Regions from separate parts of the Mus musculus genome. Here region 2 is linked to region 1. Evidence: chromatin loops called from intact Hi-C (ENCODE). Cell type or tissue: left cerebral cortex. All regions are shown on one strand. Links, peaks and the distances in the headings refer to the core of each region. The heading gives the core; the rest is flanking DNA. Region 1 has its middle 41 kb from the start of Farp1. Region 2 overlaps Farp1 (FERM, RhoGEF (Arhgef) and pleckstrin domain protein 1 (chondrocyte-derived)).

Region 1 (8,336 bases), core at 79-8,078:
TCAGAGTGGAAGTTATGGAATTCTGGCTTTTGTGGCATGTAGGGGAAATCTCAAAACGTTGGAGCTATTGTTTTGTTTCAATGGTGGTACTCAGGGAACCCACATCTGTGCATGCTGCCCAAGTACACCTACCTTCTCTTTACTGCAGACAAAGCTTATGAAGTTGCTCAAGCTGGCCTTGAACTCACCATGTAGGTGACATCCTTCTAGTTCAGCCTCCTGAGAAACTGGGGTCACAGGCTCCTGTCACCAGGCCCAACGATCCCATACCTTCTAGAGACACAGAAAGGAGTCTTTTGCTTTGATGACAAGGTAACAGCAGGGAGAAGAAGATCCTCTGCTCTGTCCATACCCCACCCCACGGCACGCCATGTTGGCCCCTGACTCTGCTGAGCATAAGGTACTTGAAAAAGAATAGAAGCAAACGGCCATGAGGAAGGTGCCCACTCTGTGCCAGGAGGAAAGAAATGGGGCCCAGGGAGAAGGCTCAGTAGCTGACAGCACACATTTCTTTTGAAGAGCATCTACCTTCAGGCCCAGCACACAGGGTTGGAGACTTATAACTGCCTATAACCTTTGCTCCAGGGGATGGTGAGAATAGGAATGGCTCCCATAGACCCATATATTTGAATGCTTAGTCATCAGAGAGTGGCGTTATTTGAGAGGGATTACGATTATTGGAGTGGGTGTGGCCTTGTTGGAGTGGGTGTGGCCTTGTTGGAGTGGGTGTGGCCTTGTTGGAGGGAGCATGTTATTGGGGGTGGGCTTTGAGGCTTCAAAAGCCCATTTCAAGCCTAGAGGCTCTCTCTTCCTGCTGCCTGTGGATCTTGATGTAAAACTCTCAGCTTACTTCTCTGGCACCATGTCTGCCTGTCCACCACCATGCTTCCTGCCGTGATGATTGTAAGCTAAACCTCAGAAACCGTAGAGAAGCCCCAATTAAACGTTTTCTTTCACAGGAGTTGCCACAGTCATATGTATTTTTCACAGCAATGGATCACCAGCTCAGACAGGATCTAGCACACCCTGCTGGATTCTGCAGGCACCTTCCTCCCATACACACACACCATCACCGCCCATATGCACACACATATCATTTTAAAGTAACACAATTTTTAAAAGGATGGTCTCACTACTGTGACTGGGATTGGACACGTAAAGGGTCTATATGAGCTTATTTTCTAAAATAGCCTTTATTTCCTCCTAACTCCTCCATGGGTCCCCTACACAACTCATCTTAGCAGGGAGTGGGCGATTGCTCTGGCAGGCCTGAGCACGATGCTTTTTTGGAAAAGTGTGGAAGACTTTGGAACTTTGGACTAGGAAAGTTGTTGAATGTTGAAAGCAGAGCTTAATGGGTCATCCTGGCAGTCTCTTGGCAGACACTAGTGTTGAGATCTATTCAGACGGTGGAGGTCCAGATCAAGTGGTTTCAAAGGGGAACAATAAGCAACTGGGCTAGAGGGTATCCCTGTAATATTTTGGCAAAGGATGTGGCTGCGTTCTGTCCTTTCCCTAAGCACTTCCCACTAGAAAGTAATGGGCTAATTTCTTTGGTAGAAGAGATTTCAAGACAGCCTAATACTGACTCGTACATGGTCATTAGCAACCATTCTTAAGCAGGTCTACAATGAAGAAAGAGCAAGTGGGTCAAAGAGAAATATAAAATGTATAATTTGAAGAATAAAAGACTAGGAAATTTAATGATGGGGCCAAGGCTTGTGCTGAAAGAGATAAAGAGATCAAGGTATGGGGTGGTGGTGGGTGGCAGCAGCAATCTGCATTGGGATAAAAGGAGGGGTGACCTCAAGGCAGGACCCCACCAGGCTGAGCTTCCAACCTGTGAAAGGGAAAATGTAGAAGGAATTCTCTGCTCCTGAAAAGCAACAAGGAAGGAAAGCTGCTGCAAACGTGACTCAGCCTCTGTCCCGACGGGTAGCAGACCTCGGCAATGCTGGCTGTCCGTCCTGAGGGGCGGCGGACCTTGGGAATGCTGTCCATGTGGTTCTGGCTTTAGAGTCACGAGGGATTCTAGAGTAAAGCAGTTGTGGGCTGTTCCTCCATGGTTAAAGAGAGCCATGGATACCAGGATGTTTATGGCAGGGCAGTTCTTGATTGAAGGTCCTGGGAGGGCTCCAGAGCCTGAGAGACCTCTGTGCAAAGCCTGGATGATGTTGAAGTCTGGATCATGTTGAAGAAGCGGAGATGCGGGAGATGTTAGAGCCGTGTGACGTATGCCGAGGACAGCTGCAGACTGAGAGTGTCACCAGCCCATGAGAGAGAAGCGTGTTGCTGTCAGCAAAGCTGGGAGGGCAGAGCTGCCCTTTGACATAGCACGTAGAACCACAGGATTGGCTTGTCCTGCTGAGTGTCAGTCTGGCTTTGGTTCGGTATTGCCTCACTGTGGTTCCTTCCCTCCCTTGTCGAATGGTAGTGTGTATATTCTGTGCTGCTGTGTGTTGGAAACATGAAGTTTGCATTTTGATTTTACAAAGGAGTTATTGTTACGAGATTCCCTTTAGGCTCAGAAGAGACCTTGATCTTTGGAATTTTAGACGCTTGCAGTTGGGTAAATGCATTTTACATTATGATATGACTGGAAGCCTTTGGAGACCAGGGAGTGGAGCGTGATGTTGGAATGAGAACGGCTCCCATAGGCTCATACTTGGTCCCCAGTTAGTGGAACTGTTTGGAAAGGATTAGGATTAGGAGGTGTGTCATGGGGTGGCTTTGAAGTTTCAAAAAGCCTTACATAGTCCCCAGGGTCTTTGCTCGACCATCATGGTTTCTAACATTCTGAATCCATAGGTCCAATTAGATACTTTCCTTTGTAAGCTGTCATTTCCTTGGTTGTTGTGTTGTGTACAGCAATAGAGAAACCACTGACACACAGACCTATACAAGTCTACTTTCTAAAATCACCCATGTTTCCCTCTGATTCCTTCCACGGATATGCTCATTACCATCCACAGTTTATCTTGTCACAGCCCCACAGTTTATCACGCACCGTGCAGAGAACTACGGAAACTCTCGAGCCTCATGTCTTATTTTTATCTTCACATCTATTCCAAAAGCCCCATGTCTGCATGAAAATATCAAATAAATGTGCAAGCTGCTTCTCACTAAGCTGTTTGATGTTATACTGAGCCGTAGGTCCAGCTGCAGAACCTAAGGAGTTTCTCCTCCTACCACAGGCAAGCTGCTCCCACCAGGAGTGAGGCATCTGAGGGAGGGGCAGCTGACTCCAGATCTCTGAGACTCTAAGGGAGGTCAAAGCATCCTAAGACACAAAACAGCACCACAGTCCAGCCGGGGTTAAATCAGCCTTGAGTTCCCATGGCCAGACTCAGGACCATTGACTAGCTTTCTCCAGAGAGCTGTGTGGCTGTGGCCTTACCCAGTGCGTTTCATTAAAGACACACTAAGCTATCTACTAGGAATGAGGAGAATTGCTGCTTATAAATTATTAACTCGAGAGAGGAGGAAGGCCAAGATGGTGGCAGATGTGAGCCAGTGTGGCTTTAACCAGCCATAGATAGTTATGGTATCATAAAGTTAAAATAATTGGGATAAATCTTTTATCATTATCAATTGGCTCTGAGATTATTGTATTGGCATCTTGTAAAGTCAGAATTTATTGATACATAAATCTGATTGGTTAATTATAAAAAATAAAAATTTAAAAAAAGTTATTAACGTGTTACATTTGCTGTGGGTCTCAGGACCCGTGAATTATCCCTTTAATAAAGGCATGCTTATCCTCCTGCGGTGGCCTTATGAGATTTATATCCAGGTCTTTGAGTCCTCCAGTTTTGAGAATCCTATATTCAATAGCTGGCTGCATGTCCACCCCTGTTGCCATGACAGTCTTTCTACCTGACCTTGGCTGCCCTGGAACTCTGTGTTGAAGATCAAACATTCACCCAGCTTTTGTCCGTCCTTCTGCCTTCTCTACCTCTGAAGCTCTGGGACTCCAGGTATGAGGCACCTCATTGGGATCGCTGCCTACCTTTCTACCGTGAGCTGTGCTCCTCAGGGTACATCCCTTTCAGCTTCAGCTTCCATAAATGAAGGGACGGTAGAACTGGAGTGTGTATAAATAGTTCGGCTGCATCTGTACAAGATGAAGACTCTTATGTAAAATGCACAGCGAGAGCCAGGGCTCTGGGGGCTCACGCCTGTAACCCCAGCACTCAGAACGTAGTCAAGAGGATCAGGAGTCCAAGCTCATCATCAGCTACATAGAAAACTTGAGGTCCACACCAGTAACAAGAAACCCTGTAGTAAGCAGATAAACAAGCCAATAAAAGCAGGCTAGAGAGGTGGCTCTGGCTCTCTGCTGTTCTTGCGGAGAGCCTGGATTTGGTTCCCAAACCTATATGGTGGCATGCATCTGTCTGTAAGTCCATCTCCAGGGAATCTGACCTCCTCTTCTGGCCTCTACCAATGACAGGCATTTGCAAAGCAAAACACTCATACACATAAAAATGAATATTTTTAAAACAATAAAAATAAAAACAGCCTGAGTTGATCAATAAATTAGATTTTTAAATACATGGAATTAAATTACCACATCTAAAAATATACAGTTAAATTCAAACGTTTGCAAATAAAGAGTTTCTAATGGGCACAGAATGCAAAAAGAGACCAGAGATGATCTAGGTCCTGCCAGACATTACAATATCCTCTTCCTGCCTCCAAAACTGACCTGAATTAGATCTAGTCTTTAAATTTAATTGCTGGTTACCGGAAATTCTGGAGTTAGAACAGCTCGCTAATACCATGAAGATGTAGTCAGCAAAATAAAAATGTGGGAAGCTATCCAAGCAAATGGCCTGGTTCCTTCACAATGGAAAAAAAAATCTGTAGGAAAAAAAATAAGAAAGAATATATAGGTTTTTTTTTTTTTTTTCCTTAAAAGAAGTGACACAGCCCTTGCCTGGGTTAGGGTTGTAGCCCAGTGACACAGCCCTTGCCTGGGCTAGGGATGTAGCTCAGTGACACAGCCCTTGCCTGGGTTAGGGTTGTAGCCCAGTGACACAGCCCTTGCCTGGGCTAGGGATGTAGCTCAGTGACACAGTCCTTGCCTGGGTTAGGGTTGTAGCCCAGTGACACAGCCCTTGCCTGGGCTAGGGATGTAGCTCAGAGACACAGCCCTTGCCTGGTCAGTGCAGAGCATCCAGTGTAGCCTAACTCAACCCCAGGGCCGCAGAAAAGAAAAAGAAAAGGCATAGCAATATGAAGCTATGTTCAGGGCTGGGGATGCGGATCAGTTGGTTCTTACCTATGATGCATAGCATCCTGGGTTCAATCCCCAGGACCAGATAAACTGCCTGGGCATGGGGCTCAGGCTCTGAATCCCAGCACTGAGGAGGTGGAGACTATAGAGGTCAGAAATCCAAGGTCATCTCATCTCAACTACATTGTAAGTTCCAAGCCAGTCTAGGCTACATGACCCTGTCTCATAAATAGATAAATAGATAAATAAATAAATAAATAAATAAATAACACTCAGACCTTGTTTGGATCCTACCTCAAATCAACTACCTAAAACATTTATGAAACAAACACCAAGCAAAGTATCAATGTAATTTTTTTTTTTTTGGTTAAAATAAAGATACTATGATCACATCTCAAAATTGCCTTGTATGTGTACACACATGTAACATACATGTATGTACACACATACATGTATGTACATACATATATATAAAATAGACTAAAGTATTTATAGATGCAAATAGGTGATATCTAGTGTTTTCCTCAAAGTAATTGTGTATACCTGGGGAGGGGGCTGAATCGGGTATAGGTGGAATGATTGATGGATGGGTGGTTCATGATATGACTCTCCCTGATGCGTATGTCTGAAAATTTCCATAATGAAAGTAGAATAAATGAATGAGCCAACAAACCCTCTGTCCCAGTGGCTCTCGCCGCTTCTAAAGCTGTGATCCTTTAATCTGGCTCCTCGTGTTGTGGTGACCTCAACATGAATCGTCGTGACTCACAATGTAATATCTGTATTTTCTGCTGGTCTTAGACCCCAAGCTTCTTATGCACCCTCTGCAGTGGCTGAGCAGGTAGGTGCATTACAATTCTACAGTAGATTTAAAATCAGGTCTCAGACACATCTGCTCATCATTTTGCGTTAGGGCCCATGGGGCACATAACAACCAATACCAGTAACACATCCTCTAAGATACTGCAGCATAACTCAGTATGGCTCCTTGAACAGCATCATCAAAATAGAAGCCCTTGGTGGCCGTGCAGATAACTGTGCTGGAGGTGGTGGATCAAGGTGGAATGGAATTATACCCTGTCCCCATCACTTTCTTGTACTGAATCATGTAATCCTCACTCCCTTGGCTTTCTGGGGGAACCTGGCTCCTCTTAGAATAGGCTTGAGACAGCCAGTCTCCTAAATCAGTTTTAAAGTAGAAGTCTAGATTGATTAAAAAACAAACCAACGACGACAACAACAACAAAAACCCCACAATAACCTTTGAGAACAATTAAGCATGTATTTCACCAAGCAGAACCACTCCACTCCTAAATAGCAAGCCATTCTTAAATATTTAATAGTCTTCTCCTAAGGTCTTAAAAATATTCACTGTTTCCATGCCACTCATCTGAATACAGATGTTGTTTTCTCTGGGTATGAGACAATGTTTCATTATCGACCTACCTTGAAATTAGGTCAGCCTTTGTACTTGGGGGACTGGTTTTTACCTCTCCAGCGAGGCTCACCCCAGTGCTGCTGGCCTAGTTCGTCTTTGTCAGTGTTAGCTCCTTCCAGGCAGGTTGTAAGGCTCTTAGTGAATTTCCATCTCAGAACCAGCACTTGTGATTTCTTCTGCTTCAAACCAGGAACCCAAAGGCTGCTCACAAAGCCTGCTGTTGGCTCATTTTAGAACAGAAAGACAGAACTACAAGTCCAGATCAGAAAGAAATGTTGGCTTCTTTTCTCTTCCCTTCTTTTCTTTTCTTCCCCTAGCCAACAGTTATATCCTTGTTTCTTATGAAGTTTTTAAAATTTCAATTTAATTTAATTTTTATTTCACGAAGCATGGTCTAGCCTATAGTGCTGGCTGGCTTGGAATTTAATGTATAGACCAGGCTGGCCTAACTCACAGAGATCTACCTGCCTCTGCCTTCCCAGCACTGGGATTAAAGGTGTGCACTACCACATCTCTCTCCTCATTCTTTTTAGAGGCTAATTTTATTTTAGTTCGAACTTCCATTCCTTTAATATGAGTGCATATTAACACACTTATAATCTAACTTAAATATTCACAGGAAGTGTTAAATTATTCCACTGCCTTTGAAGTGGGAGTAGAGGCTGAAAGAAATGAAAGAACTTAAAAAGCAGTTTTATGCTTTATGAGGTTTAATTTGAGGACGATAACTCTCAGCTTTGGGGGTGGGTTTCTCCTTTCAGCACCTCTAAAGCGTGGGCAGTCGTCATGATTTTGATACCAAGGGCCTAGAATCTACTGTGTTAGCATGCTGAGAGAATTATGTCATGATTCATCAATAATTGCATCTCTGCTCTGAATGACTTCCACTCTCATACCCCCACGCAAGACACCTACATTATCATTAACATTTCCAGTTTATGTTAAAAAATACAGGGAAGATGCTAAGTCACCATAAATGTGTCCGTTCCTTTAAATGGAAATAAGGTGAAATTCCAGGACTTTGAAAAAAATAAAATAAAGCCCTTGACAAAAGTTCTTCACATTTACTTATTTATTGATGTGTGTGCGTGTGTGTGTGAGAGAGTGTGTGTGTGTGAGTGTGTGTGTATGTGTGTGTGAGTGTGTGTATGTGTGTGAGTGTGTGTGAGTGTGTATGTGTGAGTGTGTATGAGAGAGTGTGTGTGTGAGTGTGTGAGTGAGTGTGTGTGTATGTGTGAGTGTGTGTGTGACTATGAGTGTGTGTGAGAGTGTGTGAGTATGTGTGAGTGTGTGTATGTGAGTGAGGGTGTGAGTGAGAGTGTGTATGTGTGTGAGTGTGTGTGTGTGAGTGTGCGTGTGTGTGAGTGTGAGTGTGTGAGAGAGAGAGTGTGTGTGTGTGCGCGCGTGCGTGCGCGCGTACCTGCCTGGATGCACCTGTGCACCATGTGTGCTTGGTGCCTGAAGAGTCCAGAAGGTGTCAGATCCCCGATAACTTGAGTTGCAGGCTGTGTGAACTGGTTCCTGTGGGTGCTTAGAATCAAACATGGGTCCCTGGGAGACAGAGGCAGGAGGATCCGAACTTTGAGGACAGCTTAGCTAAAGACCCTTGGTGCTGGGGAGGGTCATATTTTGAGGTAATGTAACTTCAGCACTGAGGAG
Region 2 (8,336 bases), core at 92-8,091, 170 kb after region 1:
GAGTTTAAAGGCCTTGCCTTTTCTAAGTAGCTTATGCATTTACCTGGAGATTCCCGGAATCTATAGCACCACTGGTCCGTTTGATACACAGTATCTCTCTTGGCTGATGTAGGGAAGGCTTGGTTGCCAGTTGATGGAATTTGGGGGACATAATTGGATCCTGGGGCTTCTGGCCTAATCAGTGTGTTAATCTCATGAGAAAATCATAATATAATTGCATTATTGGTAAATAGTGAAGACTAGAAGGTGCGGCCCAGCTTGACATGGGCTTTCGGGTGTATCTTTGCAGGATATGTGTGTGTGTGTATCTTGTTTCTCCCACTGTGGTACTCTGCTTTACCATAAAAGCTCAGAGAGAGCAGAGCCGAGGAATGGGGAGGGATACCTCCATCACTGAGCTGAAATACTTCAACCTCCAAGGTTGTTCACATCGGGTATTTTATCACAGTGACTAAGAGTCGTGCAAACAATGTGCTTATGGTGGTGAAGAACAATGAATTAGCTTATTTGATGGACATGCCCCCCACCCCCTACACATACCTTTGTGTTCTTGATGAGTACATTTAAGGATCTGCACTTAACATAGTACAATAAATGCTAAAATTTCTCAGCATCTCCAGTTCGGGAAGGGTGCTCCCTAAGAAGGTAAGCTGTCTCCTTCAAGTCTGTCCTGTCCGATATGGCAGTGCAGCTTCGATGGGTAGTGGCTTACATTTAAATGAAATGCAATTAAAATGTTACTTTGGGCTGGAGAGATGGCTCTGCAGTTAAGAGCATATACTTCTCTTCAGAGGACCCAAGTTGGAGGGCTCAGAACCATCTATAAATTCAGCTCCAAGGGATATGGCACCTGAATACACACACACACACACACACACACACACACACACACACACACACTACACTATGCATGCACACCCGTGGAAACCTGACTTTAATATCAGAAGCATGGATCCTTGGGGAGGTTAACAATAAGTTCATGGCATTAGTTGAATGTGCAGATTGCCCTTACACTAGATGTTACTAGACTTCTAGAACGACCAATTCCAATTACTCATTTGAACTGCCAACTCTCTCTCTTCCCCTGTTTCATTTCCTGGTGAACTGAGAGTTGGTTTTGAATATCCAGAGGCCCCGAGTATGCGTCAGGGCAATTGAGCGAGTTTGGGATAAAAGCAGGGTAGAGGGAACTCTCTCTCAGTGCCAGCCGCTGGCTGGTGACTCTCACCTCGCTGAGTCTCCCAGAACTCTCTTCTGTCTGGTCAGAGGGAAGAGGTCACAGTATCATGACTTGGAGAGCTGCTCTCATGCTGCTAGGCTTATCAGAAAGGTATCGTGACTGCTGTCATAGTTTCTGAAGCACAACTCTAATGCTCGCTTTCTCGTGTCTTCATTTGATAAAGTGGCGCCAGGTTGCAGCGGTGCGTGTGTCCTTATTTAGGAATGATTTCTAGTATAAAATGGTTAATGGTTCATGTGGTTGTTTTTTTTTGTTGTTGTTGTTGTTTTTTTTTTTTTTTTTGCTTTCTCCTTCATTTGTTATCACATGGAGGAGCCCTCTCTTCTGTTCCACTTGTCTGCACCTTCCTTGTCATCTTGTCATGAATTGGAATAATCCAGGCTGACACGGCAGCCACCTGTAACCACAGCACTCAGTGGCAGATGGGATCTCTGGGGTCAGCTGGTTAGCTAGACCAGCTAGAACTGGTGAGCCCTGGCTTTAGAGAGACACCCTGCCTCAATAAGTAAAGTGGAGAGCAATCAAAAAAGATGTCCAACACCAAAACTGGGGCCTCCACATTTACATACATGCATCTGCACAGGTGTAAGAATGCACATGTGTATCCACGTGTACATACGTGCATTCACACCCTTACACATGCATCTGATCAGGTATAAGCATGTATATATATATTCCCATGCACACTTATGCATTCAAACCCTCATATGTGCATCTGCACAGGTGTAAGCATGTACATGCATGTCCACATGCATATACATGCATTCACACCTTCATACATGCATCTGAATAGTTGTAAACATGTATATGCATATTCACATGCACACATATGCATTCACACCCTCACACATGTATCTGCACAGGTGTAAGCACTATGTGCATACTGCCAATATACATACATAAAAACAAGTGCAAAGTAATTGGCATAAAATGAATTACTTTTGGTTTTCTGTCTTAGATACCGGTTCCTTTCCATAGCTACTTCTCTTTTCTGGCTGGATCAGCTACTCAGTTTATTTCATTCAGAATTCCCGGGGCATTTTCATCTCTAAACCCCAAGGAAAATGGGTGATAGTTTAGTAGTGTCACTGGCAACCAGAGGCAGGTGCACACAGGACATCCAGATGTGCATGCTATCCTTCCTCTAGTCTGCCTCCTTATTCTCACAGAATGCAAACCCCATAGTGTTCTCCTTGACATGAAGACTCAGCAGCACCTCAGAGAGCTGGGTGACCCATTTTGTCTTCACCTTCTGTTGCTTCGAAATAGACTAGATGGCACCCTGCCGTGCTCTTCCCTCACGGTGACCTTCTCATTGATGCTTTGGCTATAGATAGCTGTCAAGGTTGCAACTGATGAGCTTTATGGCAAATAGCATAATGAGCTTGTGGTTTCTTTCCTGTGGCAGTTTATGGTAGTAACTGAACTTGATCTAAGCTATCATCAGGCACAGGACAAGTCTGGTCTTCACGATAATATAGATTGAAGCCAGACTCTACACCACCTTTCTATGTCTTCACCCAAGTTTTCAAGGCCCCTGTGGTGATGCCTGTCAGGGTCCCTGGTGATTTTAATACAGACTCATGAAGAGCACTTGGCTCCCTTGCGGCTCAGGAACCCTTAGATGACCATGTGGACAATCAAATCATCTCCACTTTCCTGTTTCCAATACTGTTGCCATTGAGTTCCTGCTCTCTCCATGAAGTCTCCATACCAGAACCCTGGTAGCTCTTCCCTTTTTCCTGATTTCTTGTCCTTGTCACCAGGAAGCCATCAAGATCTGTGATCTTGTCTCCAGCTGCCTGTGTTACTCTCCATTATCCACTGAGTCACCCATAGCAGCTTGTCTTTAGCTTCCCTTACCATCCTGCTTTCGCTCCTTGCCTAGGAGAAGACTTCTTGGTGGATTGGCTGATTGGTTATTTAGTATTTGCCCGATATCTTCTCTGACTCGGCTCTCTCACTTAAGAATAGAAAGGGATGTATTGCAATGTGTAGAAAACCTTTACAATTTTGTCTTCTCTGAGCTTAAGATCTTCGGAGTCAGAGGGAGAATGACATTAAATTATGCACGGGGTGATGTGTTAGATCCATTCATGCACATCTGCAGGTTGGTGTCCTTCTCCTTTGGCACAAAACCCAATTAGCTCACCTTGCCCACTGGGCCTTCTCGAACTGGCTGAGAAGCTTATGAAATTCCCTCTAAGCTTACCAGTATCGACTTAAAACCTAGCATTTCCTAGGGAGGCTTTCTGTTCCTAAATGGCTATTTCCTGTGTCCCTCAGTGGCCATTTCCTGTGCTACTCAGTGACTATTTCCTGTGTCTCTCAGAGGCTATTTCCTGTGTTTCTCAGAGGCTATTTTCTGTGTCTCTAAGTGGCTATTTCCTGTGCCCCTCAGTGGCTATTTCCCATGTCTCTCAGTGACCATTTCCTGTGTTCCTCAGTGACCACTTCCTGTGTCTCTCAGTGGCCATTTCCTGTGTTCCTCAGTGACTATTTCCTGTATCCCTCAGTGGCTGTTTCCTGTTTCCCCCAGTGGCTATTTCCTTCATCTCTCAGAGGCTATTTTCTGCATCTCGCAGTGGCTATTTCCTGCATCTCTCAGGGCTAATTCCTGTGTCCTTCAGTGGTTATTTCCTGTGTCTCTCAGGAATGATTTCCTGGGTCCCTCAGAGGCAATGTCCTGGGTCCCCCAGTGGCCATTTCCTGTATCCCTCAGTGGCTATTTCCTGTGACCTCAGAGGCGATTTCCTGGGTCCCCCAGTGCTCATTTCATTGTGTGCATGTGCTTATGTTATTATCTCCTGACAGGTGTGACGTCTTCTTTCACTTTACCCTTGATGTCTTTCATGATGCCTGGCATGTGGTGTCAACCTGACAGTTTGTTTACAAAGGCAAGCATTGTTTTCTTTCAATAGAGGTGGTGACACCTGCTTGCAGCATCCAGACGAACCCCCGCCAGAGATCCAGTAAATGAGGTGTATGTGCTGGGTGAGATACTGGCTTGTGTGGGACTTAAATGTTTGTTCTAAGCCTTCACAGCCTTCCCCCTCCATTACATAATTATTTATTTTTACCGAGTCCCCACATGTCTTAATTAAGCCCATCATATGTTATGAATTCTATTTCTGGGCGTTGTGGGCACAGCAGTTCCTACTGCCTTTTCTCTCCCCTGTCTGAGCCATTTCACTCAGTGGGATGATATTTTATAACTCATTAATGTTTGTAGTACTGTGTACTAAAATATTCTGTGTCAGCTGTCAGCTGTCACTGGTACCGAGCCTGCAGTCCATCATAATCTACTTTCATGCCAGGTTACATCTATGCCAAGACTTGGTGGTGAATCCAGTGGCCAGTAAGAGCCAAGTGCTCAGCCTGGGATTTACCCATGTGGGCAAGTCATTCCAACAAGCCTTTCTAGGCTGGGAGAAAGTTAACACTGGCTAATGGTAAGGACTGAAGTCTAGAGATGTACACTATGAAAGATCCAGATGGGTTAGCCCTGCCTTGGAAAGCCTTGTTTGTCTTTATATAGCCAGTGTCCTGCTAATCCTCACTGCTTTATAAACACGGTGGCCTCCTGTGACAGGCAAAGGCATGCACCTGAACTGTCGCACACAAGCATTCTGTGAGAGGTGCGGCTGCTGTTGGCAGCCTGTCAGCTTCTGCTGTGTTCGGGTCTGGGGTGAGACACCTGGGCCAGTGAAGCAGCAGGATGAGTTCTGCCTTAAGGACCCCCAGCAACCCAGGCGGCTGCAGAGCCCTAAGGACCCCCAGCAACACAGGCGGCTGCAGAGCCCTAAGGACCCCCAGCAACCCAGGCGGCTGCAGAGCCCTAAGGACCCCCAGCAACCCAGGCGGCTGCAGAGCCCTAAGGACCCCCAGCAACCCAGGCGGCTGCAGAGCCCTAAGGACCCCCAGCAACCCAGGCGGCTGCAGAGCCCTAAGGATCCCCAGCAACCCAGGCAGCTGAAGAGCCGTGATTTCCACAGGCTGGAACACCTGTGCTTTTCCTTTCCCGGGACTCTAGAAGAGCCTGCGCCATTCTGGAGGCTGTCACTGTGGTTAGTCCGTCCTGAGAGATGCTATCTCACTAAAGGTCCTATATCTAAGGATATCAGCATGTGTTGCTACAGGGACCCATGAAGTAGATTAATATTAGTCTGGGAAGGAACTGGAAAGGAGATGTACGCCTTTATAAACAGATAAAGAAATAGCCATCTCTGTTTCTTTCTCTATACACCCCCAATATCCTTCTCATTCTATCGTGAAGTTCAAACTTTTGATGTATGGAGATAAATTTTCTTTGGAGGAATGAGGTTGGGAGAAGGTGATTTATCACTCCCAGCCAAGCTCTGCTTCTAGAAGATCCTCTGACTATGCATGGCTAAGCAGGTAGGCCCCTGTCCTCAGGCCCTGAGACCCAGTGCTATGGTCACACCTCCATGTGCTCTGGTAGCCAAGGACACAGGCTTCTGATGACCTTGAAGCCTCTGCCTGTGACTTAGAGATATGCAGGGAGTACCAGACAGCTGAGGAATTCACACAGAGCCATTTGCAGAAGGCTGCTTGTCTTCATCCCCTGCCTCTCTGTACATTGTATTCTGTCTCAGTGGCCCATGGCTTTGGTCTGAGTTCTTTCTGTGGAGTTTATACCTTGCATATGTGAAAGAGCAGCCCAGAAACACATGTAGTAAAAGCATGCTCAAATCTTAGCAGGTATCACCTCAGGTGCCAGTAGTACAGTAGTGACGTGACCGAGCATGTCACAATATTCTATTACAACAAGACAGACAAAGGACTGGCTACTTGATATGCTGGCAGGAAGCACCAAGAAGGGGAAAACAAAACAAAACGATCGCACCTGTGCATTATGTCATTTGGCGGATACGTAGATGTAACTTAAAACCAACTGGAGTTTGGGAGGATGTATACCTCTGGATGTGTATATAAACGCAACAGTCTGATTCTTGTCTAATTCTTGATACGGTTTGAGTGTTCAAAACTGACCTCTGCTTGTCGCTGGGAAGATGGCTCAGTCAACAAAATACCCGCCTTACAAGTGCAGGATCCTTAGCACCGACATAGAAAGCCAGCATGGTGGTACACACATCTGTAGTCCTACACAAGAGGGAGGCAGAGGCAGATCCTTGTAGCTCATTGGTCAGGCATCCTAGCCAATCAGTTGATCCTGGTTCAGTTCCAGCTCTGTCAAGAACACAGGTGGAGAGCATTAAGAAAGATGCTCAATGTTACTTATGGCCCCCACGTCCATGAGTACACGGGTACACACCCACACAGGTAATGCACAAATGCATAGTCACATAGAAACCTGATGCTGCAGAGGTTTTGCTTTTCAATAAAATGGTTTGTCGAGCATGCAGAGCCTGTGGATCTGAATCCCAGATGTGTGGAGCAGTCGCCACGGTAGGCAGGTTTCTGGAGGGAGTGATTTTTATAGGGCCACATTCTGCCTCTTAAGGCTCTGGATCATTCTCTTAGACCCCATGCCCTGCACGCTTCCTGGTCGTTGTGATGAATTGCTTGGTAGAATCATCTGAAAGAGTTAGTCTTAGGTTTGTGGGCTTCTGTCCATGGTCACTTGGATCTGTGCTATCATGGGGCATGTGGCATGGGGCACAAGAAGCAAAGAAAGAAAAAGAAAAGAGGACCAGGGTCCTCAGTATGTCCTTCAAGGGTGTTGTCCCTAGTGACCTAACTTCCTTCTCAAAATCTCCGTCATCCCACAGACTGCCAACCAGGCCGTTAGCACATGGGCCTTTGTGGGGACACTTTAGTGGCACCTCCCCCTCACGCTCAAGCTGGCACGGTACCTTCCACACCTCACCATATTTCTCACCCTAGTTACTCAGCCTTTGCGTGTGGTGGCTTTACTGACCTCCAGATTTCTTAAGTCCTTGGAGTGAGTGTCTCTCCCAGTTCCATCTTGGTTACTCAAAGAAGGGTCTGTGTAAACAGCTCCAAGTTGGCACCCTTTGGCCCAGTTTTTCCTCCACATTTTCTTGGAGAGTGTCTTGAAGATGTGGAGACAAAGCTTCACTTGAGCAGAGTCCTCCGGGGGAACAATCCCCTCTGTGTTCCTTACCAGATCCCTTTGGGGCACAAACTAAACTGGGTGGGTGGACCCTGGAAAGGCTTTCCCAAGAGTAGGAAGAAAATGTAATTATCTTCCCCTGCAGGGGTTTTTCTGTTGACATTTCCTGGTCTGCAGAGAGCACTGTGTGTGTGTGCCCTTTGGTGTGGTGTTCTGGAAGCATCCACGGCAGTCACAGCATACCGGGGGAAGCAGCAGATGGTGTGAAAATCACCATTTATGACACAAGTAGGAGGCAGTGAGACTCACCGAATTCAGTGTCTTAACCTGAAGTCTTAATATGCTCTTATTTCTCCCTTAGAATAACCCTATGATTTTAAGTTAGAGAAATGGGGCCCCTGAGTCAGAGCAGACTCTACCAAGTACTTAACAAGAATGAAGGTGGGTAGAGGAAGAAGCCATGGGGAAACTTTTGTTTGTGTGGGTTAAAACATTGTATCCTTGCCAAGCGCATGAAATTCAAGAAGAACGAAGACCAAAGTGTGGACACTTTACCCTTTCTTAGAAATGGGAACAAAACACCCATGGAAGGAGTTACAGAGACAAAATTTGGAGCTGTGGCGAAAGGATGGACCATCTAGTGACTGCCATATGCAGGGATCCATCCCATAATCAGCTTCCAAATGCTGACACCATTGCATACACTAGCAAGATTTTGCTGAAAGGACCCAGATATAGCTCTCTCTTGTGAGACTATGCCAGGGCCTAGCAAACACAGAAGTGGATGATCACAGTCAGCTATTGGATGGGTCACACGGCCCCCAATGGAGGAGCTAGAGAAATTACCCAAGGAGCTAAAGGGAACTGCAACCCTATAGGTGGAACAACAATATGAACTAACCAGTACCCGGGAGCTCTTGATTCTAGCTGCATATGTATCAAAAGATGGCCTAGTCGGCCATCACTGGAAAGAGAGGCCCATTGGACTTGCAAACTTTATATGCCCCAGTACAGGGGAACGCCAGGGCCAAAAAGGGG

Evidence for each region. Peaks named below come from ENCODE experiments on the same cell type or tissue, not always from the same donor. Only the 100,000 strongest peaks of a DNase experiment are listed, where the experiment ranks them.
Region 2: it touches region 1 in a loop (2.5-fold over the local background); 2 of 42 quality-filtered maps call a loop at or near these places.

What each region holds. Positions count from the first base shown.
Region 1 is chr14:120,990,409-120,998,744 of GRCm38, forward strand. No RefSeq gene overlaps it. Among named protein-coding and RNA genes, the nearest start is that of Farp1, 41 kb to the right of the region's middle. In left cerebral cortex, for the core only: a CTCF peak has its summit at 1,038; DNase peaks (open chromatin) are centred at 1,158, 3,065, 4,123, 6,872 and 1 more place; H3K27ac peaks cover 2,813 bases.
Region 2 is chr14:121,161,367-121,169,702 of GRCm38, forward strand. All of the region lies in intron 2 of Farp1 (FERM, RhoGEF (Arhgef) and pleckstrin domain protein 1 (chondrocyte-derived)), which reads left to right. Among named protein-coding and RNA genes, the nearest start is that of B930095G15Rik, 83 kb to the right of the region's middle. In left cerebral cortex, for the core only: a CTCF peak has its summit at 3,953; DNase peaks (open chromatin) are centred at 3,699, 4,401, 7,097, 7,221 and 1 more place; H3K27ac peaks cover 3,918 bases.